Regions from separate parts of the Mus musculus genome. Here region 2 is linked to region 1. A link is a loop called in an ENCODE intact Hi-C map of the cell type or tissue named here. Cell type or tissue: left cerebral cortex. All regions are shown on one strand. Each heading gives the region's core, and the rest is flanking DNA. Links, peaks and the distances in the headings are about the cores only.

Evidence for each region. A loop is a pair of places that touch in the nucleus more often than their neighbours do. Peaks named below come from ENCODE experiments on the same cell type or tissue, not always from the same donor. Only the 100,000 strongest peaks of a DNase experiment are listed, where the experiment ranks them.
Region 2: it touches region 1 in a loop (5-fold over the local background); 3 of 42 quality-filtered maps call a loop at or near these places.

Annotation. Positions count from the first base shown.
Region 1 is chr9:119,000,829-119,009,153 of GRCm38, forward strand. All of the region lies in intron 1 of Ctdspl (CTD (carboxy-terminal domain, RNA polymerase II, polypeptide A) small phosphatase-like), which reads left to right. Among named protein-coding and RNA genes, the nearest start is that of Gm33645, 21 kb to the right of the region's middle. In left cerebral cortex, for the core only: no CTCF peak of the experiment used is centred there; DNase peaks (open chromatin) are centred at 1,031, 3,701, 4,699, 5,024 and 1 more place; H3K4me3 peaks cover 431 bases; H3K27ac peaks cover 6,263 bases.
Region 2 is chr9:118,948,628-118,956,952 of GRCm38, forward strand. All of the region lies in intron 1 of Ctdspl (CTD (carboxy-terminal domain, RNA polymerase II, polypeptide A) small phosphatase-like), which reads left to right. Among named protein-coding and RNA genes, the nearest start is that of Ctdspl, 26 kb to the left of the region's middle. In left cerebral cortex, for the core only: no CTCF peak of the experiment used is centred there; DNase peaks (open chromatin) are centred at 700, 3,813, 5,042, 5,393 and 1 more place; H3K27ac peaks cover 4,301 bases.

The DNA.
Region 1 (8,325 bases), core at 107-8,106:
AGCCCATACTGCTGATGTAGGCAGGGCTGTAACAGGCCTGAGATGCTTGTCTGTGCTAGCCACACATCCCATGGAGAAGACTCGATCTGTGCACACAGTGCTTTCTGCAGCAGCCATTGTTATGACGAACTGCAACAGCAGCAGCCACTCCGTCCGACCTCCACATTGCTTGCGGTTTTTCCGGCTCTCGCTTTGTTCCCATTGCCACGGTAAAACACCCTGACGGAAAGCAACTTAAGGGAGCAAGGGCTTATGCTAGCTCACAGTGCCAGTTTTAGTCCATCACAGCAAAGAGGTGCAGGAAGTCAGAGCCGGTCACGTGCACAGTCCAGAGGAGAGAGAATGAGGCATGCGTGCTTGTGGCTCAGCCAGCTTGCTCTCCTCTTAAATGGTTCAGGGCCACCAGAGACCAGAGGGACACCAGAGAGTGGTGTTCCTCGATTTCAGGCCGGGTTGTCCCATACCCATTAAGGCAATCAAGACAACTCTGCCCCCCAGACATGCCCACAGGCCAGCCTGGCCAGACAGTCCTTCAGTGAGACTCTCTTCCCAACCATCTTGTGTCAAGTTGACAGTTAAACTAATTATCACAAACGCCTCCTCGAGTGTGATGCGTTCCTGTTCTGCCTTTCAAACAGGTTGATGCCAGTTACGCAGTGGGCAGTGTCTGGGCGAGGCCGGTACCTCCCAAGCTTCACACTCCTCCTCTGGATAGCGCCGTTTTGTTCCGTTGATAAGCACAAAAGTGGGACTTATTTTTTTAACACCATTTATTTGATTACTGTTAAATTGTAACCTGTGTTTCTCTTGTGTGCTTCAATCCTTTGCATTGTTAGTTATTATGGCTCCTGTGCTGTGATGGCTCAGACCTCAGATCCCAGCCTCACACAAACCCACAAACCTGGCTTGTTTAACTAGTCCCTGGTCACGGAGAACCCAGAAAAGTGCTGAGACAAGGAAGAGCGGGGGCTCATAGGCATCGTCACTGAGAGGCTGCGCCTCAGTACAGATAGTAAGGATTCAGTTCTGGCCACTGTGTGCCCTCCTGGCTCCAACTGTGTCTCACGGGTGACTCTAAAGTGAACTGTGAGAGCTCAGATGCAGCTAGTGTCCCTGGAAATAAGACCCAGCATGCAGGGAGTGCGCTAGGCAAAGACGGGGAGAGTGCCAGGAATCCTGGTGTCTGGGAGTCTGGGAGGCTCTGGTTCCTCATGGGGAAATGGGTCTGTTATGATTGTGCCACACGCCTTGAAGAGCAGAGATGACTTTTATAAAGGACCTCAAATAAACGCACCCCACAAGTGTTAAGTCAGGACAGAAAAAAACACAGCTGTCACCTGAGAAGAAAGTGGTCCCCTCACTGCTGAGGACCCGTTGCCAGCATTGGTGTTCCCGTAGGTGGCTCCTTCACACTGTCCCATGGAATTCCCTGGGGAATTTTATCTCCTGGAAATAAAATAGAGGCTGATCGGTGATCTCCGACTCTTCTCTAGACCAAATCTTTTGAACTCCGTGGTCTGCAGCCCGGCCTCTCTCCACTCCCATGTTACACCAACAGAGGGGAAGTTGCGTTTGTTGACTGCTGTTTCAGGGATGGGAAAGGAATGTAATGTATGTGTACACTGCCCAGAATTTCCTGTCAGACGCCCATTCCAGACCGCGGCCTGGGAGGCGGTCCAGAGATAGGAGCCCGTTCTAGGAGGGAAGAAATGGTGCATTCATTTCTGTGTGGGCCTCCCTCCGGAAAGGGCTCGCCTCACCCTCCGTTCTAGAGGGCGCTTGGCTTTCTCCAGTGTGATGTCGTTGTGAGTTCAGCAGTAGTACGGTCGTCTCTTTAGGGCAGTAGTTAATGTGCTCTGCTCTGGCGGTCCTGTGAGTGAAGCCACAGCCCTAACTTAAGGCACGGTTGATGTTTCATGCCGAAGCTGTAACTGTATGAGCATCCACAGGAATGCTGGGCACGGAGCTTATTGATCTAGATCTGCTATGGATCGCTGTTGTGCATGTGGTGGTGGTGGTGGTGGTGGTGGTGGTGGTGGTGGTGGTGGTGATGGTGGTGATGGTGGTGGTGATGGTGGTGATGGTGGTGGTGATGGTGGTGATGGTGGTGGTGGTGGTGGTGATGGTGGTGGTGGTGGTATGCAGGTACATCTGCCTCCCTTAGGGAGAATGTTGGGCATCCTGCTCATTCCCCAGAGACAGGGTCTGAACCTGGAGCTTAGTTAGCAGCAGCAAGCCTCAGCAAGCATCCTGTCTCCATCCCTCATGGGGCTGGGGTTACCGTTGCTTTTGAAATGGGTGCTAGGCATGTAAGCTCCCATGCTTGCCCAGTGATTGCTCCCACCCACTGAGCCAGCCCCCACCCCCACACGGATTACTTAGGTTTGATAAGTCGACTCATTGGAGTTCTAAGCCATCCTGTGAGAAAGGATGGATATTGGAAGTGCTCCGCTGTGAGGGCACAGAGACGTTTGTCAAGATGACCCCGAAGCTCCTTGCTAAATGCACGGACAGACCTAGGGACGTCTGTAGTCGGCTTAACCGAAGGTGCCTGGGTAGTAATGTGTGACTTTCCTCTGGACTGTGCTGTCCCGGGGAATCCAGCCCCATGCCAGAGAGAGGCAAGCCTCACGTCATGGGAACTAAAGGCAGACCTTAGTGTTTGCTGCTGCGAAGATGTCCTTCATGGAGAGGAACTTAACATGGAGGTGCTTACATCAAGCAGCGAAGTCAGATGCTGCTGTTTGTCCCAAACTCCTTACTTGTAATTAAATTTGTTCTTGGACCCCCTTTGCCCCACACCCCTGTTCTCCCCACAAGCCTCTCATGTTCATGTCTGTTCATCTGGCTCTGTGACTCACTGAGCCAAGCCAGTGTCCCCTGTGTGACCGTGGGTTTGGAGATGTTCATCGGGACCTGGTGAGGTCACATCTGAAGACAGTGAATCCCCCCCTCCCAGGATCTATCAGTCACCAGCCATTCTGCGGTTACACCCCCTGAACTGTCCCTCAGCAGTGCAGAGGTGCGGCAGCTAAGACATGTGAGTCAGATCGGAGGGGAGGAAGGAACAAAGCCATGTGGTAGCCACGCAGGGTGGCGACCACGCAAAGCCTGCGTGCGTGCAGACCCCAAAGGTCCTGAAGCCAGGGTGGGCGGTCCCGAAACTTCTCAGCCTGATCCTGTCTACAGAAAATGGAAGGCCTGTGGTTATGTGGCATGTGGCCGGTCTGGGGACATTTCAACATTTCTGGAAACTGTAAGGACACCAGAGGATCAGGAAACATAAAACACTGGCTGAAATTGCCCTCGCCCTGTGTAGACGCCACTCCACTGTAGCCTCCCCCGCTGGCATAAACTCAGCCAAGACTCACACTAGTCTCACTGGGACGCTGGAGCACCGACCCCATGGCCAGCCTTGGAGACGCTCCTCGTGGATTCCATGATTGTAACACTTCATGACACACTTCATACATGATGTCCTAGGAAGGACCTGAGGTCAAGGTCCGACAGGAGCCTCATGCAAAGCAGATAGGTTTTGCTCGCTGCCTTTTATACCGATGTTTGTGTATCCCAAAATGTTCTCTGCGCTGGAGGTGAAGCTGGAAGGGGCCACTTAGTGTTCTAAGTTTGGAATCTACATCACCCAAACCAAAATGGGTCTGCCTACATGTTTTCTCCTAACGCCAGGCTGTCTCCGTGAGCACAGTCATCTGGTTACAGGCTAAATTCTCACAGTGCACGGCGAGTCGCTGCTGTACGGAGCCCAGGTCAGCTGTCGGTTTGATTCTGTTTTAAGCTGCCGCAGGCGCAGCGTGGCGGGAGCTGTTGTTCTTTGCCTGGTGGTGATCTCTAGGTGGATGAAGTCATATGGCTGACAAGTGAGGACTGAAACTGGGGTTCCCTCCTCCTTCCCGGTACCTGACGAGTGCTTAGTTTGAGGGAAGTCTATTGTTTACTGTTTTGTGCACATGTGTACATGTGCTCTTAAGCACTCACGAATGTGTCTGTGTGTGTGTGTGTGTGTGTGTGTGTGTGTGCGCGCGCGTACACGTGCGCACTCGAGTGCTCGGGTCAGAGGTCAGTGTCAAATGTCCAAATGTCCTCAACCGGTTTTCCAGCCTGTTTGTTTCAAAGAGGCTCTTTCTGAAACTAGTGCTCACCAGTTTGGCCAGATCCAGGGATCCTCTGTGTCTGCCTACCAGTTACAGGGAATACACGAACGCACCACCACACCGGGGTCTTTACGTAGAAGCTGAAGCTCCACACTCATGTACCCGTGACTACAAAGCAACCGCTTTAGCAACTCGGCCACCTCCCCAGCCCAACAGTCCTTTTGACTGGGGACCAGGCTGGGTGTGTGGCCTGCAGCATTTGTAAAGGTCAGAGAGGAACTCTGGGGAATTAGCTGGTCCTTCTCCTTCCACCTTGTTGCGCCAGGGCCATGCTCCAAGCTAGCCAGTTGGAGTAGGATGTTCTGTCATCCTCATCTGCCGCCGTTCCGTGCGTCTGTGAGCTCTGGGATACCAACTCAAAGCCCTGTTCTTGCATAGCAGACACATTATCCACTGAGCCTTCTCCACAGCCCTTCTGGCAACCTCATTACTCTCTGGTAATTACGCGCTCGTCACACTAAACTCTCCCCACACCACTGTTCTTCCCTCCCCCTGCTCTCTCCATAACAATTTATAGAACTCTCATCCCTTCTCAGAAGCCGGTCCTTCCTGTCTTGGTGACACATGTTCATGCTGGAGAGGCTGAGGCAAGCAGATTGCCACAAGTTTGAGGCAAACCTGTCTCGCGTTAGAATCTGGGTTAGCCAGAGCTTCATGGCAAGTCGTTTGTCAACAACAAACACAAGAACAAAACGGAAAAAAAGGAGGGGATGAAGAAATCGAATTCCTCTCTGTCTTGAGCTCCAGCAGTGCCCTGAACTGACCCATCAAGGCACAGCACTTTCTGTAACTAGATTTTGTATTCACATTCAAATGTCTCTCATTAGCTGGGACACACCTCCGCCTGTAGAGACCTTGCTCAGCCTCCAGGCTCTGCACCCACTAGCCTGGGAGCTTCCATTCTCAGAACTGAGCCTTGCCATTGACAATTATGTAAACCTAGTGCAGACTGGCTCCGGGTAAAAAGGAATTTGGTTTTACATAATTAAAAACAACACAATGGTCTAGTCTTGATAATACTTCATCTTGGGAGCTTTGTCTCAGCTTTGGCTTCATGCATTAGAGGCAAGGGTGGCGACCAGCTCCAGGCTTCTTAAGAAACCCAGCTAATAGAGGAGACCTATGACAGCGTCAGCAGGCATCCCAGACAAGACCCTCCTCGGCCTGAGTTCCGTTGTATGGTGAGGTCGAAGCTCGCTGAGGAAAACAGCCGCTTGGTAGGGTTCTAGCAGGCGGAAATTGTCAGATGTATGCCATATTCCCCATCAGTAATTGGTATTTTAATGATGTCCCTTCCTGCTATTCTACCCAGAGAAACTAGGGAGACATTCTACAGCTCCCATCCTGTAGGATCAGGGACTCAGTTCCTCTGAGAAAAGGGGAGCTCCCATGGCAACGACTCTGAGGCTTATTGGTGGATGCTTCCAGAAGGCTCCGGCCCTGTGGAAAGAGAGGACCACATCCACGGGCGGGAAGCAGGCTGTGGTGATGTCTAGAAGGACGCAGTAAGGCATATCCGGAAGAACGTCGTATCTTTGTTACCTCTTGTCACACCTTCTCCAGGAGACACAGGAGGACCGTGTGTAAGACCATAGTCAGCCCCAGCCTTCCCACCACCGGCCATTCTGTTCTGCTCATGTCTCCTTAGGGAACTGAAGATATTTGAGTCACAGAATTGTTTGCTACCTCTGCCAAAAGTCTCCCTTTGTTCACCTTAGGAGGCCTGGCCATAGTGGGGGAAAAGGGCAGATGCTGGGCTCTGCCTCGGGCATGACCTCATCATCACAGTGGAGGAAGAGATGGTGGTCCTTCATAGCCTGTGCTGCCCTGAGCCTTGGGGAAATGGCAGTCATGCATCTCAGGGCACCTTGATGGGAAAATGTGCTAGATCTGCCGGGCTCCTTGAATGCTCCTCCCTGGTGCTTCTCCTTGAGTGCTCCTCCCTGGTGCTTCTCCTTGAGTGCTCCTCCCTGGTGCTCCTCCTTGAGTGCTCCTCCCTGATGCTCCTCCTTGAGTGCTCCTCCCTGGTCTTCTTGAGTGCTCCTCCCTGGTGCTCCTTCTTGAGTGCTCCTTACTGGTGCTCCTCCTTGAGTTCTCCTACCTGGTGCTCCTCCTTAAGTGTTCCTCCCTGGTGCTCCTTTTTGATGAGCACCATAGGGACAGGAGTCCCTGGGCCAGCTGCAGGCTGGGCAGGAACAGTGCTCAGCAAAGAGCTAAGCAAGGCCTTCAGTGGGAAATGAACTGCCAGGGAGTGGAGAGGGAGTGTGGACGCTGCCTCTTCTCTCTTGAGACCCGTGTTCTCTCAGAAAACAGCAGCCAGAAGAACACACTGAACACCAAGCCCCTCCTTTTACCTTCCCCACTCTGCATCCGGTGTTTAAAGCAACCGAATAGAATTATTTCCCAAGATTTGTCTAGTTTTGCTTTTAAAGTACAGTTTATATAACTGAGACCTGTTATGGTAAGTGCGTCTCTCAGTCGACAGATGCCAGCAGAAAGAAAAACATTTACTTTCGTAATATCCAGCCTTGATCCAGAACGTAACAGCAGAATCACTTTTTTTCTTCCAAGCAAACATCGGTAAAGGCCGATGAGATGGCTCAGCAAGCAATGCTGCTTGCTGCAGAGCCTAGTGAACTGAGTTCAAACCCCAGACCTATATAGCAGAGAGAACTGACTCCCACAGTTGTCCTTCAACCTGCGCGCGTGCACACACACGCACACAGGCTAAGTAAATAAATAATACATTTTTAATAATGAATAAGAAAAAAAGAAAAGAAGCAAATAAGCTAAATAAACTCCTAAATGAAATTATCTTAAAGGTTCACTTTATTTTTAATTATTTATGTATGTGTATATGCAGTGCCCACAGAGGTCAGAAGAAGGTGTTGGATCCGCTGAAGCAGTGAGAGCCTCCGCACTGGGGACCAAACTTAATTCTTTACAAGGGCGTTACACACCTTCTATTGCTGAGCCACCTCTCCAGCCCCATAAAAGATATTTTTTTCAAGAAAAGAAAGACTACTGGTAATTCAAGAGCCAGCATTTATTGAGTGCTTGTCGTTATTAGACTCTATTCTAAACACTTAATATAAAACATGTTAATTCTCATGACACAAGCTTGTGAGATATGGCTGTTTCTAATGGCCTTAGAGCTTACCAAAGTCCCATACTACTTCTGGTTGAGCCATCCTCGACACCTCTGCAAGCCTGCTCCTGAACCCATAGTCTGATCACTTGGTAGGCTTAGCTGCCGTGCGGGTCACATGGAGAAGTCACAGCGGGATAAAGATCTGTGGCAGAGCAAGTCCAGACACTGCTGCAATGGTCCAGGGACAAAATGGTGAGGGTCTCTGCCTGTGCAGGAGGGAAGCAGAGATGAGGACGGATTTAAGAGTGACTTAGGATTCAGAGTGGCTTAATGAGAGAGAACAGGATCAAGATCAGACTGGGCCAAGAGGGGAGACCGGGACCTCCATTTAGGCATGTAGGAGGGGAAGGACCTAGAAGAGGCCCAGAGATGTCCTTCCCACAAGATAGGTATACTGACTGAAATGTGGGAGAGAGGTCTGGACCAGAGGCTCCAGCCACTCAGTCATACACTGGTCCTAAGGAAACATTTCTGTTCCCTGTCTAGCCTGACTTGAGAGTGGCCCACTAGCACTGGAGTGCTTGGGAAATTGGAAGAGCCCAGAGCATCCCTTACTTAACTCAAAGGGAACCCAGCAAAGCAGCTTCTCCCTGCACCAAGGAAGCCGGACCACGGCTGTCAGCTCCAGGGTAGCTCACACCAATTCTACGGCTCTCCAGACACGGAGTGATCCAGCGGTAGAAATTACAAGTGACTTCTGGTTCCAAGTTTCAGGTTGATTGATTGATTGATTGATTGATTATATGAGCAGTTTGTTAATAGCGCTGAGGAAGAGTTCTGTCAGCCAAAGATGAATGAAAACAGCCCACTGGGAACCGCTTCCTCTCAGGCTGCTCACAGCTCCAAGATGCAGGCAAATGGTGTCAGAGAAATACGCCGTCCCTCACCCGGAAACCAGCACAGCACACTGTCGGAATTGTTTTTGTTTGTTTGTTTCCTGCCCAGGGTTAAGTTATCTGAGTGTAACATAAACATTTAAACTCCCAAAGAAACAGTCAGGCC
Region 2 (8,325 bases), core at 234-8,233, 52 kb before region 1:
AGGGACAGGGAAACAGTTGTGGTATTTACTCCCAGGATTCCTCGCAGTCACAGAATGTAAGGCATCCACTTGGATGCGTGCTGGTGAGGCACTGGGCCTACAAAATGCCAATCATACAAGACCAGGTATCCTGCAGTCTCTGCTGAGCTAACCCTTAATACATCCTTCTATCATGTGACTGTGTGGGCACAGACTTGCTTCTATTGCTGTGATAAAACACCATGGCCGAAATCAAATTAGGGAGAAAAGGGTTTTCCATCTTACTTGCCCTGGTCACCCTCCATCATTAAGGGAAGCCAAGACCACGAAGGAATGCTGCTTCCCGCCTTGAGCTCCATGGCCCACTCAGCTTACTTTCTTATATACCCAGGACCTCCTGCCCTGAAGTATCACTGTCCACAGTAGGCTGGCCCCTCCCACATCAATCACTAATCAAGGGAAAGCCCCCATCAGACTTGCCTGCAGGCCAGTCCGATGGGGGCATATTCTCCACTGAGGTTCCTTCTTCCCTGATAACTCCAGCTCACGTCAGGTTGACAGGCGAGTGTCACAGTGTACACAGAGACCTGTCTGAGGCACATCACGTCTGGGTACTGAGATGCTAGAGGACAGTTATTTTCTTCCCGATCTTCTGTATTATTTAAAATGTTTGCATGAGCACGCATCATTCCTACAAAAATAGCCAAACTTTCTAAGGAGCTTGGCAGGAACAAGATGAGAGGGAGGTAAAGCAAGGAGCGTGTGCGTGCATTTTGTTGTGTCCTAGGGAACAGTGGGGAAGGAGGATTTGAAGCTTGGGGAAAAGGGTGGTAGTCAACAGGGTGGAGAAGACTTGGGGCCTGCAGCATAGAAGTCAGCCTTAAAGGGACAGGACACCCAGTTCACGAGGGAAGAAGAGATGACTGAAGGTAACGGGAGCTCCAGAACTCCAGGGAAAGAGAACTGAGAGTGGCTATAGTCCATGGCTTCTGGTTTTCTTGGTGAAACGGGAGATAACCATTTGCTGAGGATGGGAACAGAGGAGAAATAGAGACATGGTGAGGTCTCCAGGTTGTGGCCAGCTGGGCTGGTGGCACCAGGTCTGGAGCTATAAACACTGTACTGGCAAGGAAGCCAAACAGTATTCTGGGCAGCCGTCCTCTAGAGGAAGGGTGTGCTTGGATCTGTGCAGTGGAGAGGCATGTGTAGGAGACCCTCCCAGGGGAAAGAATTCAAAATACTCAGGAGAGACACTGAAATGATAGGCCTTCGACTCAGGATGCCAGGGGAAACAGTGAACTGAAGAAATACTTCAGAGGAATTTGGAATGTGTATCCAAGAAGCCAAAGGTGCCTAGTGAAAGTGAGGCTTTAGAGTCTGACGTATCGAGGGAGCTCCTGAGGACATGGAGGCAGCTAGGGAGCTTAGGGCAGGTGCAGAGTCAAAGGTCAGGTCTCTGTCGCGATGTGGGAGGCTCGGTGGTCTTAGTCAAGGATGGACCGTTTCCAGATGTGCTTTGGCCTTTTGGAGAAGAAAATTGCAAAGCAAGAACTGAGATATTAGCTCCAAGGGTGGAAGAAAACGAGCGCTCAGAAGAGGCTCTGTGAGCCAACTTCCCCAAGGGAGGCTCTGGGGCAGCAGCATCACTCCTGACCCTCCCTGGAAGGGCGGGATTAGCAGCTGAGGGAGGCGTGGTCTCAAAGGGGAAACCGGATGCTGCCTGAACAGCATCCTCTTAGAAAAGGGGGAAAAGTGGGGTGTACACGGGTGGGCACACAACCCAAAATGAGAAAGGAGGTTTGAAAAGAAGCAGTGGGGAGCCAGGGAAGGGGACTGAATGGCAAAGGGTAATACGAATGCGGGTTTTCCAAAGGAAATACTGAACCAAAAGAATTACCCATAATTCCCAGAGTGTGCGACCTTTTCCCACTAAGTTCTTCTACTGTAGCTCCCACCACCACAGTGGGTCTCAGAATCAACCTGACCTCTGTCCACCTCACAGTCTCTCTCCCTAGCTGAGTCTGGGTGCTCGCCACAGCCCCACTTCCAACATGTCTGTCCTTTTTGGGCAGCCACAGGCATCTTCCCAAGGCGCCATTTTCCTTGGTCACGTCTCTGCCCCGGTTCTGTCATGCCGTGTCCGATGTCAGCCAGAAGCCCCCTTGCCTTCCCTCCTGCCTTGTTTCAGAGCTGTCTGGTTCTGCCAAGGTGCCTTTTCACCTCCTACCCCTCACTTCCCCACAGCCTCACTCTGGAGTCTCTGTACTGTGAGTAGGATGTCTGTCTAACAGGGTAACCGCCCCTACCCAGAGTGTCCTGTTACCAAGACCCCACAGCCTGGTCCAGCCCATTCTGACCTTTGCCCTCCCAAGTTCTCAGCTGATCTCTCCTTCTGGGGATTTGCATCCTTTAACCATCTGGGTAGGAAGCACAGGGTTTAGAGACGAGAGGAACCTAATCCCCTGATCCTACTGAGGAGGAAGGTTGGGAGGCCAAGGAATGTCCCCATGGTCAACCAGCAAGCCAAGATTTAAGCCCCATTTTCAGACCTGAATGCTACTTGCTAATGGAAGTTACCTTTGTAATTCGTCTTCCTACCTCCCAACCCCCCATGCCTCAGGAAGTCCTGGAGGCCCAAAGCAATGGTATACATCAGAATCACTGGAAGTAATTTCTGCCAATCTAGACAGTCTGTACCTAGAGGGGACATAGCTGGCCTGTTGTCTTTGCCTCCCATCTGTAGGAGCTCTGAGATTACAGATGTTTGTTCTGCCCCGTCAGGCTTCTATGTGTGCTCTGGGGATCTGAACTCACGTCCTTGAGCTTGTATGGAAGTGTTTTACCCTCTGAGCTGACTTCTCGGTCCCGAAGAAGTTGAGACTGATTGACTAGGTGACCCTCGTAGAGCCAGCCACTGCCTTTGGTTTTATCCCTTCTCTGGAGCCTTAGTATCAGCCTTGCAGACTGACGTTCAGAGGCAATGGCACCACAGAAGCAGCCCTGGCAAACCCGTATCTAGATTCCTGTCCCACATGTGACAACCATAGCTCTGGGCAGCACTTGTGAACCTTCTCAGGCTCACACCATCCTGGCTCCCAGGTTTTATCTTATCCACTCTCTGATGTCCCTCAGAGCCAAAAAAAAGTGTCTGTCAAAGTACTTTCAGGCTTAATCTAGCAAATATTGAGTAGAGTTCTTGTTGGTTCCGTGTGTGTGTGTGTGTGTGTGTGTGTGTGTGTGTGTGTGTGTGTGTGAGAGAGAGAGAGAGAGAGAGAGAGAGAGAGAGAGAGAGCATGCCAGTGGTCTACAGCCAAGGACACCCAAGTCAAGCAGACCTGGCCCAGAAAGTCTTGGAGGAGATAGGCTCTGTGTGGTGACTGTGCAGTGCCTCAGCACTGGTAAACTAACTGAGTTTATATCCCAACGTTCCCATTTGACCTCCCGCTGCCTCTTTTTCCTCATCTATAAAATGAGAATAAAACTCATTAAAGACCATCACAGTTATTATAAAAATAAAAATATTCCCTTCCTTCCCGGGATGGACTATCAGATCCACACACACAAGGCATTCGGTACGTTTCGAGTATTCCGTGAGGGCTTGCTGTTATGATTGTTTCGTGAAAACCGTGAGGAACGAGGAGACTCCAGAGAACACTCTGCTGCCGGGTACTGGACGGGAGGTTATCAGTCCCTGCCTCATTGCATGAGCACACATCAGAGGAATGACTTTCGGTGTGGTAACAGCTCTTCACAGCACTGTGGACCGCCGAAGACAAACATGCTAGGTATTTGCCAAGGAGAAGGTCAGGCCTTGCATAATTTAAGAAACACACAGCCTTTCTGCACTCCGGGGCTTTAATAAGTTGGCAGTTATATAACGGGCTGCAACAGTGCAGACAAACGAAGCCAAAGATGGGGGTCGGGGTGCTGGGGCAGAGGCCATGATGGACGAAGGGCAGGGTGCAGCTAGGTCTCGTACAGTGTACATTAAGGAGATCCAGTGCTTCCCATGCTGACGTATGTGTTAGCCTGGTGGTCACTGCCAGGCTATTACTAACGGGAGGTTTGTAAGTTGGTCTTAAATGTGATAGATTCCCAGTGCTTCCTTTCTCCTTGGTAATGTTTGTAAGCCAATGTAAGATTGCATCACCGTGTCAGAGTGACACCCTGAAGACTGCTTGGTTTTGGTCAACTACCATAAAACTGGACATCTCTGGAATGAGGGAGTCTCAATTGAGGAGCCGCATCTGTCAGGTTGGCCTATGGGCAGGTCTCTGGGGGGCGTTGTCTTTGGGCAATGCCACCCCCTACATGGAATTCGGAATGTGGATCCAAGAAGTCAAGGGTGCATGGTGAAAGCGGGGCTTTAGAATCTGACGCATTGCAGGAGCTCCGGAGGGCACAGCAGCAGCTAGGAGAACACAGGATTGGTGAGGAGTTGAAGGTCACTGCTGTAATATGGAAGGGAGGTGGCCTTGGGGGTATACTGGAAAGCAAACTGAGGGAGACATGAGGAGCAAACCTGTAAGTGGGTTTGCTCAGTCTCTGCTTCCGTCCCTGCCTCCGGGTTCCTGCCTCCAGGTTCCTCCCCAACTGCCCTTCTTCATGGACTACAAGCTGCGAGGTGAAATTAACCCTTTCCTCCTCAGGTTGATTTTGGTTATGGTGTTTTATCACAGCCATAGAAACTCAACTGGGACAGGCACAAAACTCAGTCCAAAAAAAGGTTAGAGGCTGAGGGAGGGCTCAGTGGGTAAAACACTTATACAAGCCTGAAGCCGTGAGTTTAGATCCTCAGAGTCTACGAGGACTCAGTACTCCTGTGGGGAGAGAAAAGATGGACAGGAAACCCTTGGACGGTCCCTGGACAGCTAGCCCCGTATATACAGCAGTAGATGAAAAAGTAGGGCGAACACCCCCAGAGGTTGCCCTCTGACCTACACACCCACACACTATGGCACACTCACACCCACACTCACGTGAACACACACACATCCTCACACCTATAGTGCATACACACTTGCAACTGAAAGGCATTTCATGATGCACCCACAACTTGGATTGATGTCAAAGCGTAGCCTTCCTGTGTCGCCTGCTGATCTGGCCTCCATGGGTGCCTCAGACAAGTGGTGCTCGTCTCCTGGTTGCAAGCATGGGAGAGGTTAAGCTAGGAAGCAGACGCCAGTGTTCGTCTCTACTTGGAGGCGGGGGGGGGGGGGCAGAAGATGTGAGCCCACAGCACTCACCAAGTGGTCTCGTGTGTTAATCACAAGATCCTCAGACCACCCCGTGTGAGTCAACCGGTACCTTTTGAGAAGGGATGGGCTGGTTTACATAAACTGTTTGCAGTTACTCATACCATAAAGCTCAAAATTTCAGAAACCGGGGAGCTGGTTTATTTCTAGAACCATCTGTAGGGTAAGATTCAAGTTCATATCCAAGGAGTTGCCAGAGCAGCTCAGCGGTTGCCAGGCTTTTGGAAGAGATACTGAGACAGAGGGTGGGGTTCTGGACTTGGGGTAGGGCAAGTGAGGGGGCTACAGCCCACCAGGCCATGCGGGAAGTTCTGCTCTGCCTGCACGCCATGAGCTACCATCCCCCTTAGCAAGAAACTGCCGGAGAATGAATTAGTCCCTGGGAATGGGGAGGTCCAAAATAGCTTTTTGGGGGTTGAATTCATAATTTTCAATTGGGTGTGGTTACACATGTCTGTAAATCCCAGCACTTGGAGCTAAGGCGGGGAGAATGGGTTACGTGGTGGCTGGTCGTGGTGGGTTACGGTGGTAGTAGACCATGTCCTATCTCAAAAGGAAGGAGGAAGGCAGGAGAGCAGGGTCCATAATCTCCATCTGTCTCCCTTTAAATATTTTTTTATTTGTTATTGTGTGTTTATGTGTGTGTGGTAGGGTGGGTGGGGGCGCCTAGACAACTTTAGGGAGTCTGCTCCTGTTTCCGAGGTTTCCAGGGGTGGAACCAGGGTTGTTAGGCTTCTGCATACGCATCTACCTGCTGAGCCATCCCCAGCCCCAAATAAACCATCTTAAATATTAGTAAATGAGAGCAAAGTGTGGAACAGCTCTTCTTTTTCATTGCTGTCTGATGGAGCCTCAGGCCCAGAGGAGGCAGGGAATGAGCCCTGCTATAAAGAACAGTGGCTGAAACAGTCCCACTCTGTGAAAGCTTTGACAATTAAATTTTTAAAAGTGACAGCATATTTGGGGACAAGAAGAACATTTTGGAAGATAAAAATACAGCCAACCACTTCTGAAATGTAATGTAAAGGTTGGCTGTGAGATCGGGGAGTTTCCAAAAGACAAGAGACCATCCGAGGCATGATGACAGACAGCACAGGCCTTGCACAAGGCGGAGGGGGCAGGCGGAGTTCCACTTGCCAGCCAGTCTAGCCTCAGCGAGCACAAGGCTCAGGGAGAGACCCTGTCTCAAAACACGAGGTGGAGAGCAATCAGAAACACCTGATGTTGGCTTCTGGTCTCCATAGGCATGCACATGGCTGCACACACCAGCACACACATGCATGTGCTTGCACTTGTGCACACATGCTCTCTCTCTCTCTCTCTCTCTCTCTCTCTCTCTCTCTCTCTCTCTCACACACACACACACACACACACACACACACACACACACACACACACAGAAGAGGTAGGACATTAGACCCGAATGTTAGTTTCAGAAGTAAGTTTAAACAGCATGTGCAGATTCCATACCTGAGAAGGAAGTGTTCTAAAGTAAAGGAACACAGAGACTAAGGTAAGGAAGGGGGCAGAGTGGGGCGGGGGTCGCACACGCCTTTAATCCCAGCACTGGGAGGCAGAGAAGGCAGATCTCTGGGTTCAAAGCCAGCCTGGTCTACAGAGGGAGTTCCAGGATGGCCAAGGATACAGAGAAACCCTGTCTGGGAAAAAAAAAAAAAGCAGAAGAAAGAAAGAAAGAAAGAAAGAAAGAAAGAAAGAAAGAAAGAAAGAAAGAAAGAAAGAAAGAAAGAAAGAAAGAAAGAAAGAGGGAGGGAGGGAGGGAGGGAGGGAGGGAGGGAGGGAGGGAGGGAGGGAGGGAGGGAGGGAGGGAGGGAGGGAGGGAGGAAAGAAAACAGAAAAGTGGACGGAAGGGACATCTCAGTGGCTAAGAACTGCTCTTAAACCTGTTCCAGGTTTGGTTTCCAGCACCCACGTGGCATCTGTAACTCGAGCTCCATTTGCTCTGGCACCCTCTTCTGGCCTTTGTGGGCACCAGGCACACATCTGGCATGCAGACAAAATACTCATACACATAAGATTTAAAAAAAAAAAGTTTATTTTTAAGAAAAGGAACTGCAGATGCAGAACAAACAGAAGTCAAGGGACTCTTTTGAAAGCCACTCCCTGCTCCATCTCACTGTATAGTCCAGGCTGTTCTTGAACTCCTGACCCTCCGTTCTTAACCTCCAGTGTGCTAGAAGTGCCTGACATGCACTGTCACACCGGGTCTTAAAGGTGCTTTCAATGGAGAGCTCAGAAAATGAGATTAAAAGTTAATTATACCTAGGACATTATGAGCAACATCTAACAACAGAATATAGGGTCGAGAGAGATGAAGTCTCCATGGTTAAGAGCTCTGGCTGCTCTTCCAGAGGATCCAGGTTCGTTTTCCAGCACCCACATGACAGCTCACAACCATCTTTAACTCCAAATCCAGGGCAGCACACGCCGTCTTCTGGCCTCCATAGGCACTGCAGACGTGTGTTGCACAGACCACACGCGCAGGCCAAATACACATACACATAAAATAAAAATGAAATCTCAAAAAGCCCTGTTGAGCTATAAAGCCTTTTTCCCAATTATTTTATGTCACTATGACAAAAGTCCCACAGGGCAACTGAAAAGAGGAGGAATTTGTCTTGGTTCATGGCTTCAGAGGGTTCCGGTCCACTCTGGTGGGTGCTGTGTGTGGAAGACGTGTCAAACTCATGGCCTAGAAGCCCAAGGCAGAGGGCTCTCCTCAGGGGCAGAGCAGGGAAAGAAGCTGAAGCCAGTGGCCCATTCCTGGTGACCACTCCTGCCAACTTGCCTCTACTTCCTAGAAGTCCTATAACCCTTCCAAACCAGCACATCAGGGGAGCTGGGCATCCAGTGTTTGAGCCTCAGACACTTTGGAAACAGGGGAGACAAGTGACAAGCAAAAATAAGTGAAACCCAGAATGTCGTTAGATTTCTAAGTGCCAGTACCAGAAACGAGGAGACGACATAGTCCCAGTGTTAATTTCCATCCAGATTCTACATTCGACTGAAATGCCAATCAAATATAGAGATAGAAAAAAGATGTTCTTTAAATCCTTTTCTAGAAAACAAACAA